2 separate regions of the Homo sapiens genome follow, and region 2 is linked to region 1. Evidence: chromatin loops called from intact Hi-C (ENCODE). Cell type or tissue: Calu3. All regions are shown on one strand. Links, peaks and the distances in the headings refer to the core of each region. The heading gives the core; the rest is flanking DNA. Region 1 overlaps LOC107986606 (a long non-coding RNA gene). Region 2 holds the start of LOC107986606 (a long non-coding RNA gene).

Region 1 (10,640 bases), core at 1,539-9,538:
GGAGACTCAAGGACAAACAAGGGCCCATCCCTCAAGATGCTTTTAATCTAATGCAGAGTTGTCCAATATAACCACCAGTCACCTGGGGCTACCTAAGTTTATGTTTAAATAAATTAAAATTAAACAAAATTTCAGTTCCTCAGTCAGACTAGCCACATTTAAGTTGTTCAATAGTGACATGTGGGGGCTACCATGAACAGTACAGACAGAGCATTTCCATCAGTCAGAACTCTGTGTAATTAACTATAGGAGTAAAACTATGGCAAATGGTGCAATGATTTCTGATTTGACGCAACTGATGAGAGACATTCGCTCTGTTATACTGAAATTTCTTTATGTTTGTTAACGCTTCAAAGTCCATACAGTAGCAGAGAACATCATTATTAAATGTACTCTGCTCAAAAGAAGATATAGATATGCACTAGAATTCAGATGCAGGCCATTAATATTGCAATTCAAATTTTCATAGTAAAATTACAGTGAAGAAAAAAAGTAATACCTACCATACATTTCAATTCGGGGGGGGCACAATCTCCTTTGTAGAAGTTTATAAAAAAATGGTTCATCTCAAAGTATTGTAAATTAAGGACGTTACTCTAAACTAATCTTAAACAGCTATATGAGGGCTAAACAAGGAAAACACAGCCAGGAGCTATTTAACTTTCACAGTTCCTTATTTAGGAAACCAAGGAGCATAAAATCAAGTTAAAATGTATCATGTCTGCCACTATTGCTTTCAGTGCCATGCTTTCTGAAACTTTCTTTAAGCCTGACTTTTATTGCTTCTTTGTGCATAATAACCAGTTCATTTAACCAGAGGTTAATTTTAAGGCATATTTTGTAAGGTGCATTTTATTTATTTATTTATTTCCCCCAATCAGTATGTAAAATATAAAAAACGTGCTACATGAAGCAGATATATCTATTATAATGAGTGGCTTTTTGTTGTTGTTGTTGTTATTTCTGCTACTAATGAACTGCAAATTTGGCTGAAATAAGAGTGAAAAAGGCTAGAGCTAGGGAAAGCTTACCGAAATTGGAGATACCCTGTTCACTTTTTTTTTTTTTTTTTTTTTTGAGATGGAGTCTCGCTCTGTTACCCAGGCTGGAGTGCAGTGGCGTGATCTCTGCTCACTGCAAGCTCCGCCTCCCGGGTTCACGCCATTCTCCTGCCTCAGCCTCCGGAGTAGCTGGGACTACAGGCGCCCGCCACCATGCCTGGCTAATTTTTTGTATTTTTAGTAGACACGGGGTTTCACCGTGTTAACCAGGATGGTCTCCATCTCCTGACCTCGTGATGTGCCCGCCTCGGCCTCCCAAAGTGGTGAGATTACAGGCGTGAGCCACCGAGCCCGGCCACTTTCTTTAATTGTTAACAGGTTACTAAGTAAATACTGGGAAGAGTAGTGTCAACTCTGCATTAAAATGTGTACACATAAGCAAAATAAAGTCTCCTAAATATGCTTACGGTTTCAACTTATGATGAAATGGGCCTGCCTAGAAACAAGAAAGTGCTTTCACTATGTTTCTTTCTATTCAGGTTGCCAATTCATGTCAGCCCTTCTCCATTAGGTAGTTCAGGTTACTGACAGACTAGGCCAGTGTTAGCATTTAGCAAACAGATCAATTTAGATTTTAACTCTGGTAGTAACATCAGAATAGGAGCCACCGTTATCTAGCCAAGTAGGCCACCGCTATGTCTGTTCTGCTAGTTTTTTTTTTTTTTTTCCTTTTTTTTGGTTAGGCCAGTAGTTTCCTGTTGTTGCTCCTGCTTTGCTTGTGGAAATCTGCTTTTGATCGATGTGAATACCTTTTGCAGGGATGGGCTCTTCGAACAGTTATTTTTCCCTTCATTGCCATCATTTTCACACCCAGCCACTTCATGCATTTATTTGTACAACTTACCAAGCCTCTGAAACATTTTGAGTTTTCAACCCTCGAATTAGATGTTTCTTCACATGAAAATAGTTAGGAGTCTTACACAGAGATTTATGAGAAAAACATATTTGCTTGAAAATAATAATCTTTTAAGTATGTATAACAATTAAATTAAAAATCCTAAGAATGGAAAATATTCTGTATAAGTATGTATATTATCATTAAACATATTAACAATTTAAAATTATAATTTAAAAATACAAATTCATGAGAATTAGGTTTAAAACAACAATCTCTGAGTTAGCCATGTCTCTAGATGAGAATGATTAGCTGTCTCTAATTTACTATTTTTATCATTGTTTCTTGTCTATCATCCTTTTTAAAGATGCATTAGGCCTGGCGCAGTGGCTCAGGCCTGTAATCTCAACACTTTGGGAGGCTGAGGCGGGTGGATAACCTGAGATCAGGAGTTCAAAACCAGCCTGGCCAAAATAGCAAAGCCCCGTCTGTACTAAAAATAAAAAAAAATTAGCCAGGCATGGTGGTGGGCACCTGAGTCCCAGCTACTCGGGAGGCTGAGGCAGGGAGAATCACTTGAACTCAGGAGGCAGAGGTTGCAGTAAGCCAAGATTGCACCACTGCACTCCAGTCTAGGCAACAGAGCCAGACTCCATTTCAAAAAAAAAAAAAAAAAAGATGCATTAGATTCTTCCTCCTTCCTTTTTAATCAGTGTCAAACAACTAGTATTTCTATAAAGATTTTGCTGTTCTCTCTGCAAATCTTTATAATTTCCCTTCTTTGAGCCCTTTTCTTAGTTCTGTTTTCATGGCCACATCACTTCACACTGCTTGGTGCTTCCCTCCCTTCCAGTTTCAGCTTTTCTTGCTTGCTACACTTGTTCTATTCTCATCCTGCCCACACTTCTCAATCTTCACACACATTTTCTGCTGTACCTGTCACTATCCCTGAGTTCACTCTCTGCAGTTGCCCTCAAGCTAAGTGGACTGGTTTCAAAGTTCTCTCTTTCACTATTTTTTTTTTTAGACGGAATCTTGCTCTGTCTCCAGGCCGGAGTGCAATGGTGCAATCCCAGCTCACAGCAACCTCCACCTCCTGGGTTCAAGCGATTCTCCTGTCTCAGTCTCCCGAGTAGTTGGAATTACAGGCGCCTGCCACAGTGCCCAGCTAATTTTTGTAATTTTTAGTAGATACGGGGTTTTGCCATGTTGAACAGACTGGTCTCGAATTCCTGACCTCAGGTGATCCACCTGCCTTGGCCTCCCAAAGTGCTGGGATTACAGGTGTGAGCCACCACGCCCGGCCCTTAACTCTTTACAAAGCCTGGGAGAAGGTGTTTATCCATCCCTCCATCTGAATAGCCATCACTTTCCCTATTCCCTCTTCTTTAGCCTCCAAGGAATATAAAACAGCTGGTGTAGGCCGGGTGCAGTGGCTCACACCTGTAATCTCAGCACTTTGGGAGGCTGAGGTGGGTGGATCACGTGAGGTCAGGACTTTGAGACCAGCCTGGCCAATATGGTGAAACCCCATCTCTACTAAAATTACAAAAATTAGCCAGGTGTGGTGGCGTACGCCAGTAGTCCCAGCTACTCAGGAGGCTGAGGCAGGAGAATTGCTTGAACCTGGGAGGCAGAGGTTGCAGTGAGCCGAGATCATGTCGCTACACTCCAGCCTGAGCGACAGAGAGAGACTGCGTCTCAACAACAAGAACAACAACAACAACAAACAACAAAAACAGCTGATATTTTTAGTCCTAGAAGCAAGTTGTCCATATGACTGAGGAGAAGAATAAGGAGAGTGAATACAAAGCATATGAGTAATGTAGTGAAACAGCAACATATGGTCTCTATCTGTGCAGAGCATTGCATATAATAGTTCAACTCTTCTCACCAGTAAGAATTTGGAAATTTTCCAATTCTGCATGCCTAATAAACGTAGCTAGTAGTTGATTTAAAAAGTAATACAATAAAGAGAAAGATGAAATTTATTTTTTTGTTGTACATATACATTCTGTAGTTCCTGGTTGTTTAATTCTTCAGTGCTTATATTTTGTAGTAGGTAATATACTATTCCTAAATTGTTAATAAGAGATGCTTACTCAAGATCATAATCATTTCAGCAGCTGAAATATTTTAAGTCTCTTGACTATCTCCTTTCATATTTTTACAATTTTGGATTAAATTGCCTTATGCTACACAGTCATATTCCCTATGTGTTTTTTTGTTTTGTTTTTTTGTTTTTGTTTTTTCTTTTTGCTAGAATATAGCACGAAGCAATATTAGTGTTAAGGTAATTTCAGGTTGTGTTTATAATTCTGAGACTAGATAAAGAATAAACATGTGACTAATATGTATCGGGGGAACCAGCCCCCAATATTTCAACGTAGGTTCTTTTCTATTTTCCCTAAGTGTTGGCCGGTCTGAGAAATAAACAAATGTCCATGACATCTTCACAATTTATGTTCTTCTGCCGTGGCTTCAGCCGGTCTCTCCGTTCGGGGTCCCTGACTTCCCACAACAAACATGTTAACTCTCAATCTAATTTTTACAGTTTATTCTATTTAATTATAGCTATTGTCTTAACACAGATTTATTTGTAATTTCAACATAATGACCAGGAAAGAGGTAAAGAAATTGTTGTACGGATCCAAGTAGATACCATTTCAAGTTAGTCATTTCTTCATAACGATTGTTGTTTCTGACCTATACTTATAAGCTCATCATAGTCATCCCTGTGAATTAGCTCAGAGGTTCATTGCAGACTCTTCTCAGGAATGTGCAGTCTACCTGTACACATCCCATACATAGCTGCAGTACAGGCATTCCAACACCAGGTGGCACTAGTAGTAATTTATAGCTGGTTAGTCTTGGGTCGCGCAGGTACCCTTAATAAATTCAAAGTATTAGTCAAAAAGTATCTCTTTATTTAGGGCACCATGGGATACTAATCATTTTCTTCTAATTTTATTATTTTCACAAATAATATTTTCTCATGTAAATTTTTAAATGATTTACATTATATAATTCACAGTGTCCATATTTCCCTTTGTTTAGACGTTTGCATCTCTTTGTGTCTTTCTGCTATGCTTCCTAGCCTTACTCCATGAAAACTAGCCTTACTCCATGAAAACATGTTAGGAACACAGCTAGAACTGTTTTTAAATTAATAAAATTGAGCCATCTTCTTCTACTTTTTGAGTTAGCACATTCTTAGCCATTTCTTTCTTACAACTCTGCTTTCTCCCCCTACCTTAATTTCACATCCAATCTTTAATTAACTGAACCAAACTGATTACAAAACAATCATTACTTTCTCTTTTTACACTCGAATGGTCCAAACAGAAGAAGCTTTTGAGCAAGATTCCCAACTGACTAGAAGAAGCCTGGGCAGTTTAACGGGCTTATTGAGAACACAATGGGATAATTGTTTAATAAGCCTTACCACTGGGCAATCAAAAGCTGTCAGTTAACTTAGCTTTCATAGATAATATTGAAATCTAGTTCTCTAAAACTCTCTAAACATTAACTAAGATAAGCAACCTGTTTTAATATAATGTAGTCTCTAAGAGGCCGGGCCATGGGAAAACGATCAGACTTTCCCAGGTCTTACACATCCAGGCAAAATATAGCAAAGAGAACAGAGCAGCGGAGGGGGTTGGCTCTTAAATTCATATCCACTACTATATACTCAACGCTTAATTGCAGTCATAGTGATTCATAAGCACTTTAATTGTAAGGGTTAAGTTACAGCAAACAAACACAGACGGTGGTAGCTGAAGACACACATTGGTTTGTTCCTTCACATGAAGACTAGCTTGTTCCTTCTACACAGGTTGAATGAAGAAGAAAGGTGCACAGAGATAAACAACAATAGGTTAATAAAATACAATCCATTTTGAAGGTAACTAGATTCTCTCTCTCTCTTTTTCTCTGTTCTTCATTTTTCCTGCCTCTTTTTTCCATTCCATGCTTGTCAGGAGGATAACCTCAAATATTCAATTTATAGGAGAGTGTGTTTTTAAATATCACAGGGAAATCCATATTTGTTTTGGCTGACACTCAATAGCTAATTAGTCTTAAACAATCTGGTAAGAGCTTGAACAGAGACCATCTGTCCTTGAAATTCCCTCTGTGGCTTTTCCAAAAGACCCAGCTTTTCCAAAAGACCCAGCTTTTCCAAAAAACTTTGGACAAATTTACAGTAGTTTTAGACTCCAAGACATGGAGCCAAATGCTTTCTTTTTTTTTCCTATTTGCATTGAACTGTGCTAAAAATTGTATCTGATTTATACCATTCAATATGATAAAATAATGATAGCTGGCATTTATTGATGACTTCCTATATGTTAAACCTTTATTCTCAGCTCTTCATTTAAGTTATCTCATTTAATATTCACAAAACCCTGATATTATGTTTATTTTTACAGTTGACAAAATTGAGACAGAAACAGTTGAGTAAATAGTAGACTAAATACAGTATGTGGCAGCAGTTTGTATTTCTATTAAGTTAGACAAAGCACAATCAGAATGGAGGGTTTAAGCTCTGATTGATTTGTAGTGAACACATGCTTTACTTGGGGAAATAAAAAAGCTTGATTCCCTGGAGAGACAGCGTTCACATAAACAGACACTCTGACCTCACAGCATGTAGAAGACTATGCTAATCCTCTGAAATGTAAAGAAGTGGCTTTGATGTTTTTTATGATTCACAACTAAAAATTAAAACAATTTTCATCATGACAAAAGTCACACAAATACACACATGTTCCTAAATATTTTCATTTAATGATATTCTTACTGCATATAATAAAAACTGACATTTCTTGTTATGCTATTTTTTGTGTGGTAGAGACTCATAAATTGATTCCTTGAACCACCAATGGGTTATAACCTGCATGTTGAGAAAAAAGCTGGTTTGTAAAACAAAACAATAAAGAATATCAAAATCCAAATAGATGAAGAGTCGCCTTACACTTTACCACACTATTTGACATCTTCTACGTATGATTAAATAAAGAAAATCCTCTATAATAATATTTCTTAGCTGGATATGAATTTTCCTGTGGAAATGTAAAAATGTGATCATGTGTTCCTTTTGGTAATGGGCAGCACAAAACTATGAAAGCCTGGCTGCTGGTGCTAAAAAATAGACACAAAAGGCACAGAGCATCCAAACATTAGAATGGCAAGAGAGACAGAATAATCAAATTAAAAAGAGAAGTGAGTTGGGGTAAAGGCCATCAAAAGGCACATGGGAATTTCAGACTTAGGTCAGCAGAAGCTTTGACAGCATGGACTAGTGGGAAGAAAGGAGAAGGCAGGGCTGGCCAGAAGGGTCAGTGGGTTGACGGCAAGATTATAGATAACATAGAAGAGCACAGATAATTTAGGATTGATTTTAATGAGTGTTCAGATCCAGAATCCAAGGGATCATGCTGATGGATCCCAGTAGAGAGACTTCAGACACTGGTGATGTTCAATGTTAGACAAACCATGGAATTGTGGCTCTGAGGTAATGGTTTTCAAACTGTAGAATATATGTGAATTGCATGATGTATTTGCTTAAAATTCAGATTCCTGAGTGTCACCCTCAAAAATTCTGAATATGTGGAAACCCAGGACTCTCCATTGTAACAAAAGTATAGCCATGCCTTGAGAAATAACCTCTTTAGTATTTGGAGAAGGATCTAAATGGAGCTGGGGAAATGGTGCCAGTGGATTCCTGTAGGGACTTGGCCGGTTCTGTCTTTGAAAAGACTAAAGTTTAGTGGGAACTCATGTTCAAGCCTTACCAGGCAGATGGGATGCTAGGCTTGAGTTGCAAAGTTGACCCTACAGAATGCTGCCTTGAAGGCCAAGAACAATCCTGCCTAATATAGGGGTCAGAACTGCCTCTGAAAATTGTTGTCTTGCTAGGTGATAGATATTGGTGGCTACATGGGCCAGAACCATAAGCAAACATAAATGAGTCTTCTGAAAACTAGTAAGAATGATTTTCTGAGGGCATAGAATGAAATTTAGAGAAAATTCTAGATGAGGTCAAAGGTGGAAATAGAAAAAAATTTGGCCTCTTTGGGGCCAGCAGGGAAAGGACATCAGATAGAACAAAGGTTCTCTAAGATAGGCGTAAGTTCCCTAATGAACTAATTCTGCCATGTCTCATGTGTATATGTTTTGTCTTTGTAAATTCTCATCTTGACATTACCAGTAATCACCATCAACAAGTATACATGAAATGCTTTGTTTTATTCTATTATTAGTAGTTAAAATTTAGCAAATGTCTTTGATTTCCCTTAACCACAAAGCTCTTATAAGGTTACTGGTTGATAACATGGAATTTGGAATGACCCTTAACTTTAAATTCTCACTCATTCATTTTCAACTATTTGACCTTGAGCAGGTTACGTGGTCTGGACAGGTCTTAATTATTGAACATGTGAAATTAGATGAGATAAAAACATGTATTTCTCTTTTTATATATCATCTCTAATTCTCATAATAACATGGCAAAGTGAATTATTGATTCTATCCTTCAGGTGAAGAAATGGAGGCTTCATAGGTTAAGTAACTTGAAGCCATCGAGCTGGTAATAAGTTGACCCACAACATATTAACAGCAATATCTACCCCAAAGTTTAGCATTTTCTTACTAAGTCACACTTCTACCTTCACTGTCCTCTAATATGGCGACTTCACCTTTGTTTTATTTCTTGCCCTAGCATCTACATGATCTGAGATATCAGTAGAGGAAAATTTATCCTCATTCCTTTCACTAGTTGAGACAAAGTGAAGAGGGAGAAACTGCCTTCTCTTTCCCTCAAAACATGTATTTTATAAGAATGAGAATGGTTCAACAAAACCCACCTAATGGTTAACCATTTAAAGTTATTTCCATAAATTCAATAAAGCATCTCTTAAGTATGAAGGTATGGAGAATGTTGATACAATTAGAAAGAATCTCTGCAGGTAGATAAATTCCCAAAGGAGTCATAATATAAATTGCCACACCTATTCTACATGGGATTTGGGGGCATTACTATAAACAAGAACAACAACGACAACAACAAACTTTATCTGTTTTGTTGTTGGGAAGGCAGAATCAGGACTTTAAATCCAATCTTTGGAAGGTTTGCCTCCACCTGACCTGGGATACTTGAAGTTCAGAGCAACATGATATACTTAAGTGGGAATGTGGAATTCCACTCTTTGATTCATTTGAGCACAATATCGGAGCCAACATTTTCTTTTCTCTTTTCAAGTTCTTCTCTACATGACTGAACAAGTGATCTAGGTGTGGTTTTGATGATTATTTCTGGAGCTCGGAGCCAAGATAGAGAGAAACATAGCATTGCAGTTTGGCTTTCTTGCCTGTCTATAAAGGAATGCAGGAAAGGTGCCAATTTCATTGAGTTTAAGCCCAAGGACTCTTGCAAAACAACACTTTATAAATGTCTGCCTTTTAAAGAATATCATGTGTGGCCAGGTGCGGTGGCTCACACCTGTAATCCCAGCACTTTGGGAGGCCAAAGTGGGCAGATCATGAGGTCAGGAGTTTAAGACCAGCCTGACTAACATGGTGACACCCTGTCTCTACTAAAAATACAAAAATTATCCGGGAATAGTGGCATGCATCTGTAATCCCAACTACTCAGGAGGCTGAGACAGGAGAATCGCTTGAACCCGGGAGGTGGAAGTTGCAGTGAGCCGAGATCTCACCACTGCACTCCAGCCTGGGTGACAAGAGCAAGACTCAGTCTCAAAAAAAAAAAAAAAAAAAAAAAGAAAGAAAAAAAAAGAGCATTATTTGTAGAATATGCCATCATGTTAATGTCATAGTTTGATAAATTTAGGAAAACTAAACTTACTTTTTTCTGAAATGTTATGGAAATTTAGAATTGAATATTTTTAAAAGACAACATTTTCAGGTTAGTCATTTATTCTAAACCTAAGAAAATTATCCATTATTAAATGTTCTTATATTCTACGTATCTTGATGTTGAATTGAAATTGGGTAGATATTTTTATCACAGGATTCTCTGCACCCCTAATTGGAGGAATGGATATGTTTTATATGAGAATGACAGAGTGTCTTATTATTGCTTTTTTCATGGGTGAATGAAACCATAGCAGGGTACCAGTCCAGAATACATTTTTGCTTTCTCCCCTTTCCTCTCAGTTTAAAATTGAACTTGGGACATGAATAGAAAACAGCAACTACATTAAACTCTTTAAAAAGCTTTTTCACATCTCTTGAATCAAAATGCTGTTTTTCACAAGCCAAGTAGGATGATTGTGGCTGGCATTAAATCGATCTATTGAATGCTAAAGTTATTTTTCCATAACACAAACCCAGCGTGTATAGCTGTGGCTAAGCCTCCATCACCCTCCCCTACTGAGGAGCCTCAAACCAAATTCACAGGGAACCTCCTTTAGCAATTTCTGAGTTTTTATATTCACATAATTTTTAGACTTTCATCCTTGATCATCAGAAAGATATTTTTGTCAGTTATGGAAACTTGTGTTTTAAACATACAAAGAAAATGAACTACAGCATTTTGCCCAGACAACTGCTGACAGAACATCTGCTAAACAATAATACTTTTGATTCCCACTGACCTAAGTCAGAACATACATTGGCAACCTGCTTCAGACTTAAGATTTCCTAGCTATTTTAATAAAAGTCCATTAATCAATTCCAACCTGTTTCTCATAATAGAGAGTAACCTCAGGAGAAAATGATAT
Region 2 (10,640 bases), core at 1,742-9,741, 83 kb after region 1:
GTGAATATTTATTAATTCTAGTGACATTCTCAACAGGAGATTTGCTATTGTTGTATGATCAGCTAAGCATTCATGTTCAATATAATGTTGTTGGAAGCCCTCAGGGTACATGCCATTGGAAAAATATCAACCTGGGTTGCAGTGTGTATTAGTCTGTTCTCACACTGCTAATAAAGACATACCTGGGACTGGGTAATTTATAAAGAAAAAGAAGTTTAATGGACTCACAGTTTCACATGGCTGGAGAGGCCTCACAATCATGGCAGAAGGCGAGGAGGAGCAAAGTCATGTCTTATGTGGCAGCAGGCAAGAGAGAATGAGAACCAAGCAAAAGAGGAAAACCCTTGATATGGTTTGGCTGTGTCCCCACCAAAATCTCAACTTGAATTGTACCTCCCAGAATTCCCAGTGTTGTGGGAGGTACCCAGGCGGAGGTAACTGAATCATGGGGACTGGTCTTTCCCATGCTATTCTCATGATAGTGACTAAGTCTCACAAGATCTGATGGGTTTATCAGGAGTTTCGATTTTTGGTTTTTCCTCATTTTCTCTTGCCACCACCATGTAGGTAGTGCCTTTCACCTTCCACGATGACTATGAGACCTCTCCAGCCATGTGGAATTGTAAGTTAAGTTAAACTTCCTTTTCTTCCCAGTCTCGGGTATGTCTTTATCAGCAGCATAAAAACAGAATAATACAGTAAATTGGTACCAGTAGAGTGATGTGTTGCTGAAAAGATACCCGAAAATGTGGAAACGACTTTGGAACTGGATAACAGACTGAGGATGGAACAGCTTGGAGGGCTCAGAAGAAGACAGCAAAATGTGGGAAAGTTTGGAAGCTCCTAGAGATTTGTTGAATGGCTTTGACAGAAATGGTGATAGTGATATGAACAATAAGGGCCAGGCTGAGGTGGTCTCAGATGGAGATGAGGAACTTGCTGGGGACTGGAGCAAAGGTGACTCTTGTTGTGTTTTAGCAAAGAGACAGGTGGCATTTTGCCCCTGCCCTAGAAATTTGTGGAACTTTGAACTTAAGAGCAATGATTTAGGGTACCTGGTGGAAGAAATTTCTAAACAACAAAGCATTCAAGAGGTGACTTTGGTACTGTTAAAGGCACTTAGTTTTACAGGGGAAGCAGAGCACAAAAGTTTGGAACATTTGCAGCCTGACTATGTGATAGAAAAGAAAAACCCATCTTCTGGGGAGAAATTCAAGCCAGCTGCAGAAATTTGCATAAGTAGCAAGGAGCCTAATGTTAATCTCCAAGACCATGGGAAAATGTAACCAGGCCATGTCAGAGACCTTCATGGCAGCCCCTCCCATCACAGGCCTGGAGGCCTAGGAGGAAAAAGTGGTTTTGTGGGCTGGGCCCAGGGTCCCCATGCTGTGTGCAGCCTAGGGATTTGGTGCCCTGTGTCCCAGCTGCTCCAGCCATGGTTGAAAGGGGCCAACATAGAGCTTGGGCTGTGGCTTCAGAGGGTGGAAGCTCCAAGCCTTGGCAGCTTCCAAGTGGTGCTGAGCCTGTGGGTACATAGAAGTCAAGAATTGAGGTTTGGGAACCTCTACCTAGGTTTCAAGATGTATAGAAATGCCTGGATGCCCAGGCAAAAGTTTACTGCAGGAGCAGGGCCCTCATGGAGAACCTCTGCTAGTGCAGTGTGGAAGGGAAATGTGGGGTCAGAGCCCCCACAGAGAATCCCTACTGGAGCACTGCCTAGTGTAGCTGTGAGAAGAGAGCCACTGTCCTTCAGACCCCAGAATGGTAGACCCACCAACAGCTTGCACCAATGCACCTGGAAAAGCCACAGACACTTAATGCCAGCCTATTAAGGCAGCCAGGAGGGAGGCTGTACCATGCAAAACCAAAGGGACGGAGCTGCCCAAGACCATGAGAATCCACCTCTTGCATCAGTGTGACCTGGATGTGAGACCTACAGTCAAAGGAGTTCATTTTGGAGCTTTAAAATTTGACTGCTGTACTGGATTTCAGATTTGCATGGGCCCTGTAACCACTTTGTTTTGGCCAATTTCTCCCATTTGGAATGGCTGAATTTACCCAATACCTGTACCCCCATCGTATCTAGAGAGTAACCAGCTTGCTTTTGATTTTACAGGCTCATAGGTGGAAGAGACTTGCCTTGTCTCGGATGAGACTTTGGACTGTGGACTTTGAGTTCATGCTGAAATGAGTTAAAGACTTTGGGGGACTGTTGCAAAGGCATGATTGGTTTTGAAAAGTGAGGAGATGAGATTTGGAGGGGTTAGAGGTGGAATTATATGGTTTGGCTGTGTCCCTACTAAAACCTCAACTTAAATTATATCTCCCAGAATTCCTACATGTTGTGGGAGGGATCCAGGGGAAGGTAATTGAATCATGGGGGCTAGTCTTTCCCGTGCCAATCTTGCAATAGTGAATAAGTCTTACAAGATCTGATGGGTTTGTCAGGGGTTTCCACTTTTGCTTCTTCCTCATTTTCTCTTGCTGCCACCATGTAAGATGTGCCTTTCACCCTCTGCTATGATTATGAGACCTCCCCAGCCATGTAGAACTGTAAGTCAAATTAAACCTCCTTTTCTTCCCAGTCTCAGGTATGTCTTTATCAGCAGCATAAAAACGGACTAATACACCGCTTATAAAACCATCAAATCTCATGAGACTTATTGACTACTGGGAGAACAGTATGGAGGAAACCACGCTCATGATTCAATTAACTTCCAATCGGGTCCCTCCCACAACACATAGGAATTATGGGAGCTACAATTCAAGATGAGGTTTGGGTGGGGACACAGACAAACCATATCAGAGAAATATGCTGCAATGTCATAGGGATCCTGTAATCATGTTGAGTCAACACCTTTAGTAAAATATTCTCACATTATTAGGGAGATGGCACTATATATACATAAAAGCTTCTGAAAAGCCAAATTGTTGAATTCTTACTTATCTCTTTCATATCAAAGATAGCATTTTATCATGTGCCTAATTTAGAATAATGTGTTGAATCCCTAAATCAGCTTTCCTCTGGAATTAATACCTGAAATCTATTTTTTTTAAGATGCTACATAGTGTTCTATCAGTGCTAGTACCTAACCTGTCAATTCTTATCCAATCAGGTGTATAATAAATTTCTTCTGTATGCCATAGTTCATTAGGGTTCTGCTAGATCATTGTACCTTTTTGCCACTCATATATAAAGGATATTAACATCATACGGCTGAGCATTTGAATGAAAGCAGGATGAACCCCCAATAAACCTGAGCTGATAATGATCAGGAGAGAAGAGATTAGTCCCTTTTTATCTTCTGATAGAACAGAGAGAAAGCACTAGAGACAGCTTTTGATTGGCCTTGCTAACAAATAAGGAGCAGTGGCATCCAAGCAGCAGCAGTCCATGGGCAGCCCTCAATGTTGCCCTTCCACTAACCCAGGCTCACATCCTTCGTGGTTGGTGTGCCTGTTCTGTCAATCCCAGTCCTGGATTATCCCAATCTTGTTTCCTTCCACTTCTGCTCTGGCCCCTAAATGGTATTAGACCAAATGCAGAAATGACTGGTCAAACTTCCACTGGATTCTTTTATACTCCTGTGCAATTATTTCATATATCATCTGCTAATTTCACACCGTAGTGATTTCCCAGAACAACTGCTTCCTTGAGTCTCTGGTCTTACTCTCATTTTAGTCCTCTGTCTGAGCTAATGCCTTTAAAATCCATCTGGAGAAAACTTCCAAGTTTCTCTCACTTCTATCCATCATAATTTTGTTTCTATATTTACCTTTCCCTTTGGACTGAGAAAGATTCCTCATGTTGTTTAAAGCTACCTCACTTGTAATAAACACTGATTTATTCCTCTCTCCCTTCTTAGATAACTTGTTTTCTCATCACTCCTTCCGTTTTAATTAGTAAAGTTCCTTTCTCTTTGGCATGCAGAGGTCTCTCCTAACTTAATAACAACAATGAAACCCCTCACTTAATTTACTTGTCTTTTCTATTTAACTATCTTATTTTATTATAAAATGCCTGAAATAGCTACATGGTAGAGCTTATTGGGCCTGGACCATAGATCTAAAATCTGAAAAGCCTAAGTTTAAGAATTTATATCATTAATGTAATTATGTTTGCAAATAGTTTTTGAGAAGGAAGAAGAAAATGTTTATATGTGTAAATATAAACACATACACATTTATACACATATCTTCATACATGTATATGTGTAAACATATACAAGTGTAAACACATGCACATTTATACACATATAAACATTTTCTTCTTCCTTCTCCTCTTCTTAATCTTTGTTCTTCTTCCTAATCTCCCTTGTTCATAAGAAGTGATGTATAAATGCTCATTAATCCATTAATTGGCATCAAAATACTATAAAACTTTTTCTCAATTGGACAGTGTGGCTGCTAGTTAGAAGAAAATGACTCTCAGAGGAGCAAACTCCACTCCTACGCTAGCCAGATGGTATGGCAATGAGGTGATGGGTTCCTTTTCTCCTGGGTGGAAGAAAGGACTGCACGTATGAACATGATGCAAAGCAAATAATCTAGAGGTGACTGAAGCATGACATCACAGTGAGCCTATAAAGCCACATATACAGTTTGCTCAATGGGACAAAGTCTTTATTAATACAATTATAATTTAATAAATATAACATTGTTTTATTACTCTTTTGATTATCATTTACTGATGGTATCTGGAACACGGAATTTGACATATGAACACTCAATATACATATGACAAAGACAAAAGTACAAGGAAGAAAATGAAGAAATAACACCGGCATGATGCCAATGATATGGGAATTTATTATCAGAGTCAATAAGTCAATTCTCTTTATCTTTAGGACCTGAACTTGGACAATATTCAGGTTCATAGATAGATGCAACATTTACTATGTTATTCAAAGTGGGAAATTTTATGAGCAAAAGTAGCAAAAGATTTAAACAAAAACTGTGTTATAAAAATTGTCACTCAACTTAGAGCATTAGTGCTAACTGTGCAGGCACTAAGAACATAGGAGCCTGTTGATATTTTTCTCATCTTTTACTGCAGATTTAAAAGTAAAATATTCAAACATTCAAATAACAACAATAAGTAAGTTCCAATATTTACTAGTCAGTTTCTAGCATGTAGTAAACCATAGAGACCCTACTAGCTGAATAACTTGGAATGGACTACTTTCCTGCTCTACCAACAAGGGCCTTGTTAGTGTGGCTATTCACAAAGATGGGGAATATATTTTTCTTTTCAATTTATATTTTTAAATATGCACATATGCCAGACACTGAGCTATATCCTAGAGATATACTCAATAAGGCAGAATCTGCCCTTGAAGATTTACAGTGGTGCAGAATATGAGACAGGCTATTCTTCAGTTTCAGTCTTATGCACTAATATATACATATACATTTTAAAAATTATCTCATTTAAATTATTCATCACATCATTTCCCTCCATTGGTGCAGAAAATTAATCAAAGAGATTGAGGAAGAGAGAAACAGATTTAAAGCCAGATTTTATTAGATACAACTTAAAAATTATTAAAATATTGATTTACTCATCATTAAAAATATCTCTTTCCAGGAAATCCAAAGTCTTGCACTGTAACAAAGGAATTGCCTCATCTGTCAGTCAATTACACTCAACTCATTGAGAACATATGCCAATCATATCCCCATGCATAACAATCAATCAATCAACTAAAAAGTAACTGTACAGTGCATACAATGTAGGCAAAATGCCAAAACTCTCTTTTTTTATTGGCATTATTGGAGGTATTTGAATTTTTAAATGGAAAGTTACCAGTATGTAACCCTTTTTGGAATGTTAGCTGTCAGCCATCATGAAACAAATACAGCACAAGAGCTAGAAAGACCACACTGTTATCATAATCTCCATTAAAAGCAAAATGATAGTTCCTTCAGCATTGAATCATTACCTTATATGGCTTACAGTCAGTAAACTCTACTCACCAATATAATATTTCATGTATCTCCAGGCTTTTGTTGAAAGCCTTGCAACTGCGATGTCCTATCCATCTTACCCTGAAAATGTTAATTATGAAATTAGAGCTTACAAAGCTATGCCTGCCAGTAGAGTCATGTGATATCATGATGTCACATACCAGTAACTGAGCTTTGGTGTTTATGACTCATACAAGTAATCCATAATAAATCAGGCAGGCAGGGCTATTTGTGAGTCATTTAGCTATAAGATTTCCTTCTTGCTTGCTGAATGTTCCTGAAGAATTTGCATCTCATATATGTTGTACATGGTTCACATTAATAAATTCATTGATTTAAAAATCTATGTTGCTAAGCAAAACCTTATATCAATCAGTGGTTGATTGAACTTGAGGACTGAGTTCCTTTTTTCCTTTTAAATATATGCAATAAAGGAAAGCAATAATATTAGTCCCAGAAAAATTTGTAGTCTTTCCTTAAAATTTGTGAATAACAACAGAAGTAAACCTGAATTATAAGAAGACATAAATTTTAATCTGAATTAGAATGTATCAATCATGTTCTAGAAACATATTATTCTGGAAGATGAGATAAATGGATCACTACAGGAATGTGTAATAGCCAACTTAATACTTGGCAATGTTACTTCATTCAAACATTCCATTGACCTCATACACAATACATGATTTTTCTTTAAGTACAGACTGCTCACCTAGATTTACCAACAGATTTAGATCTATTATTTATTCAAAGAAAACACAACGACCACAAAGATTACATGAAATTATTTTAATTCTACTGTTCTCTGTGATCTTTCTGTAAGACTAAACAATAAGTCAATAAAATTTGTCTGTGGTAAAACAAGGTTAATAATATGGCACTGCCTAATAGAAATGCTTGAGAATTAGCTAACTACTTGCCTTAAAGTACACATAATATTTTAAATAAAAAGACTATGACCTTAATGTAGTTTAGAAACCACAGGAAAAGTACTAGCTACATATATTTATACATAATTATTAAGATCATTATCTTCTATTCTGTCTTACTTGACAAGGGATTGAAGAAGGAAAATTCAATTCCACTATGCAATTTTTGTGATATTAGATTGGCAAAATTCTAACACTCAAGACAACTCTGTCCTTGGTGCTTCACTAGTGCCTCCTTCCTCAATCTTCAGCACTGCTGAGATATGCTTTTTCCTTTCTCCACTTACTTTCAAAAGCCAAGAGTCTGAGTCATTGCAGCAGGACTCGTGGTAAGGGCTGAATATGTATTGTGATTTTAGGGGGTTGAAAAGTCCTGCTGTCAGAATTCTGTACCTTTACAGTGCCATAAATGCTAGCATCCAGGTCACCTCTGTGAATCAAACCCTCTCTCTAATTGGCTTCTAGTAAAATGCATGCAAGTTGATATGGTGAAGATGAGGCGCCTGGAGAAAAAGTACTCATTAGCACACACCTCGACCACACCTTTGAAAAAAGAGCAGAAGCTTGAGTGCACATAATACAGAAGAACTACAATTGGATGACCTGTGCTTGGAGTGCCACTTAGGGAAGGCAAGACAGATAAGGCAAAAATGAGGTTGGCTATTGGCATGATAGGGAGGAACTAAACCATTCAGATAAGGCCCTGGAAAGAGAACTGCCTAGGAAGTTGACTGGAGAATTGTGGCCAACTCGTATACCACACGTCTAAATCAAGTTCTCACTTCTAAAGGGTGTAAAGCTCACCCAGGAATCTCTTAATTAGAATGCATGTAATTGAATTCCAACAAAGAAAGGGTGTTGCCATTTGAATAGGAATCAGTGTAAACTGACTTAGGTAGCAAATGTCACAGCATTTTTAGGATTCTTTCAGGCATTTATAATACTCTTGAGTTTTACATAGTTAAACTTAATATATAAATATGAAGATGAAACTAATTTGCTCTAAATTATTATTTTATAAGTTAAAAGTAAACTACATCAAACACAGCAAAATAATAATAGAAGTGGATGAATTCAGGACAAAGCAGGTCAAAAGAGATAAGGTGACCTAGTACTACAGAGTCAAGCAGACCAGGAATTGAATCCTAGTAACTCATCCTACTTGAAGTCTTAGTTTACTAACCTGTAAAATAGGTAAAATAAGATCTACCCATTAGGGTTATACATGAATTGACTAGCAAAGTGCTCAGTGAAATAGTAACCATCATTAGACAATTATTATTATTGTTGTTGCTACTACTGTAACCAGTATATACAATAAGGGCAAGACGTTTTCAAAGAAAGTATACAATTCTGTGAACTTTGGCACTCCGACACAGTTTTGAGGAAGAGACTGGGGTTGTGCTGTTGTTTGAATTTTGAGTAGATTATATGCGAAGAGAGGATTCTGTTAGTGGGAGGAGGTTTCATTTCATGAAAGAGGAAATGGTATAGTAGTTGAGCAGGCAGAAATAGCTCTGACTTTTTTTTTTTTTTTTTTTTTTTGAAACAGAGTCTCTCTCTGTTACCCAGGCTGGAGTGCAGTGGCATGATCTCAGCTCACTGCAAACTCCGCCTCCCGGGTTCAAGCAATTTCTGGCTAACTTTTGTATTTTTAGTAGAGGTGGGGTTTCACCATGTTGGCCAGGCTGGTCTTGAACTCCTGATCTCAAGTGATCCGTCTGCCTTGGCCTCCCAAAGTGCTGGGATTACAGGCACGAGCCACCGTGCCTGGCCTCTCTGACATGATTTAAAGAGATAGTGAGTAGACTGATTTAATAAGAAAACAATTTTAAGTAGGCATGGGTAATATGGGAGAAAGGGTAAGTTGGGGCCTGATTTTAAATGATTCTGATTATCTATAAATGATCCTGAATATCTGCCAGCCCTTAGGCTTTTTTCTATGGACAATTGATAATGGCTTGGGTTATGATTAATAGGCCAGAGTGAGATGCTTGGTCATAGTCTGTTGGGCTATTCTCAATGCTGACATTTTAAATGGGTTATCAAAGACCTAGCCTACATAAGTAGCCAAAGAGTTACTCCAGAGCCAGAGAATTGAGAGTTCCATTCTATTCTTCACTGCGCAGATCACACTGGAAGCAGGGGACATGTTCACAAACGATTAAACATGATAATTAGAAAACTAGAAACTTTGTCATCAAAAGGTCTGTGGAAAGGGCTGGGTGTTGTCAAACAAAAAGCTTATAGGCACTTTTTGATATCTGACAGAAAGGTTTTATTTCTGCCTATGAGCATAGGACAAATTGCAAAAGAATTCACTTTTCAGAATAACTGGTGTTCCAAAATAAAAAGAGGAGTTATTTATACTCTATTACATAGCATAAATATTGTATCTTGTGTTTTCTGTAGCTAATAGTATATTATATTCTAGTAATTCTACTCTGTATTTATATTTCAAATAATTATTTAAAGTAAAAAATGTTAATTGGATAACATTTCAGTCATTTTGATATAGACCAGGCATTTCTGTGCTTGATAATAAGAGAAAGGAATTTTCTGGTATGTAGCATGATTCAAAGCTATCTGAGTCTGTTTGTAAACTGTGTCTTTAAGGAATGTAAGACATTTAGAAATACAAATCCTTCTGAGCTATGGAATGTGACAGGCTCAATGTCCAACCAGGGATGGGCTAAGCTAATAGCAAAACATCGATGTTTTCTTTTTTTTCAAATTCTATATGTTTAGCTTGGGAAGTGAATATTTAGGAAGGCCATGTTTAGCAAATGTTCAAGTAATTAACAGGCTGTCATGTGGAAAAGGATAGACTTATCCTTTGTAGTGTCACAGAGTAGAACTAGTTCTGTGGGTAAAAGACACAAAAAGACCAATTTTAGCTTTGCATAAAAAAATTGTATAAAATTGGCTGAAAATAGCTTAGCTTGCTTCGTGAAGATGGGAATATTAATGCCAAATGTGGGTGATCAGTAATTTGTGAAGCAGGAAGGAGCTATCAATTAACTAATTCAGTAATTTTCATTCTGCTTGCATATTAGCATTACCAGAAAGGTTTTTGTAAAGCTACACTGACACCAGGGTCCCACCTCAGATCAATTCAGCAGAACCCCTGGTGTAAAGTCTATTGATATTGATGGCTTTATTAAGCAGCAGGGGTGTGAATCGAGACATTAGCTAAGGTAAGTCTATATGGTCCTACAGCATCCACCCTGTCTGTGCCATGAAGAAAGAGAGTATCACACAGAATCACTATTAGAAAAGTCAATCATAAAATGCTATGCAGAATGGATTGGGGGTAATCATGTTCATAGGCAACAAAAACAAGGTATGCTGTGAATCCAGCTGCCAGATGCTGGAGACTGCTACAAAGAATATGCATTGCTTTTATAATACAAAAAATAAGTTATTTTAAATTAGCAGTAAATGATAAGAAAAATAAATGAAAATTTGAGACTATTCCAGACTTATCTTCAGTCCCACCTTTGCTCCCACCTCTACCCTTATTCCTATCACATGCACTTATATTCTGGCCACAATCGGTTTCTCAAGATTCTGCAAATATTTTAAATAGTTTCACGCTCCTCTAATTTCAGTTATTGAAATCAATCTCCTAAGTTGTTACTTGGGAGGTTACTAAGAGTAAGCAAAGTTACTCTTAGGAGGTTTACTCTAGAGAGAGTTAAACTCTCAAGGATGGCTTTATGTATTGGGTCAACCAGTTCACTT

The links. A loop is a pair of places that touch in the nucleus more often than their neighbours do. Peaks named below come from ENCODE experiments on the same cell type or tissue, not always from the same donor. Only the 100,000 strongest peaks of a DNase experiment are listed, where the experiment ranks them.
Region 2: a loop joins it to region 1, with 3 times the contacts of the local background. A loop is called at or near these places in 2 of 110 quality-filtered maps.

Annotation. Positions count from the first base shown.
Region 1 is chr6:54,713,314-54,723,953 of GRCh38, forward strand. The region is part of intron 1 of LOC107986606 (a long non-coding RNA gene); the gene reads right to left. Among named protein-coding and RNA genes, the nearest start is that of FAM83B, 130 kb to the right of the region's middle. In Calu3, for the core only: a CTCF peak has its summit at 4,729 (motif pointing right); DNase peaks (open chromatin) are centred at 4,708 and 5,288.
Region 2 is chr6:54,795,761-54,806,400 of GRCh38, forward strand. It overlaps LOC107986606 (a long non-coding RNA gene), which reads right to left and starts at 6,071. Exons shown (of 3, transcript XR_001744176.3): 1 at 5,977-6,071. In Calu3, for the core only: no CTCF peak of the experiment used is centred there; DNase peaks (open chromatin) are centred at 6,171 and 7,201.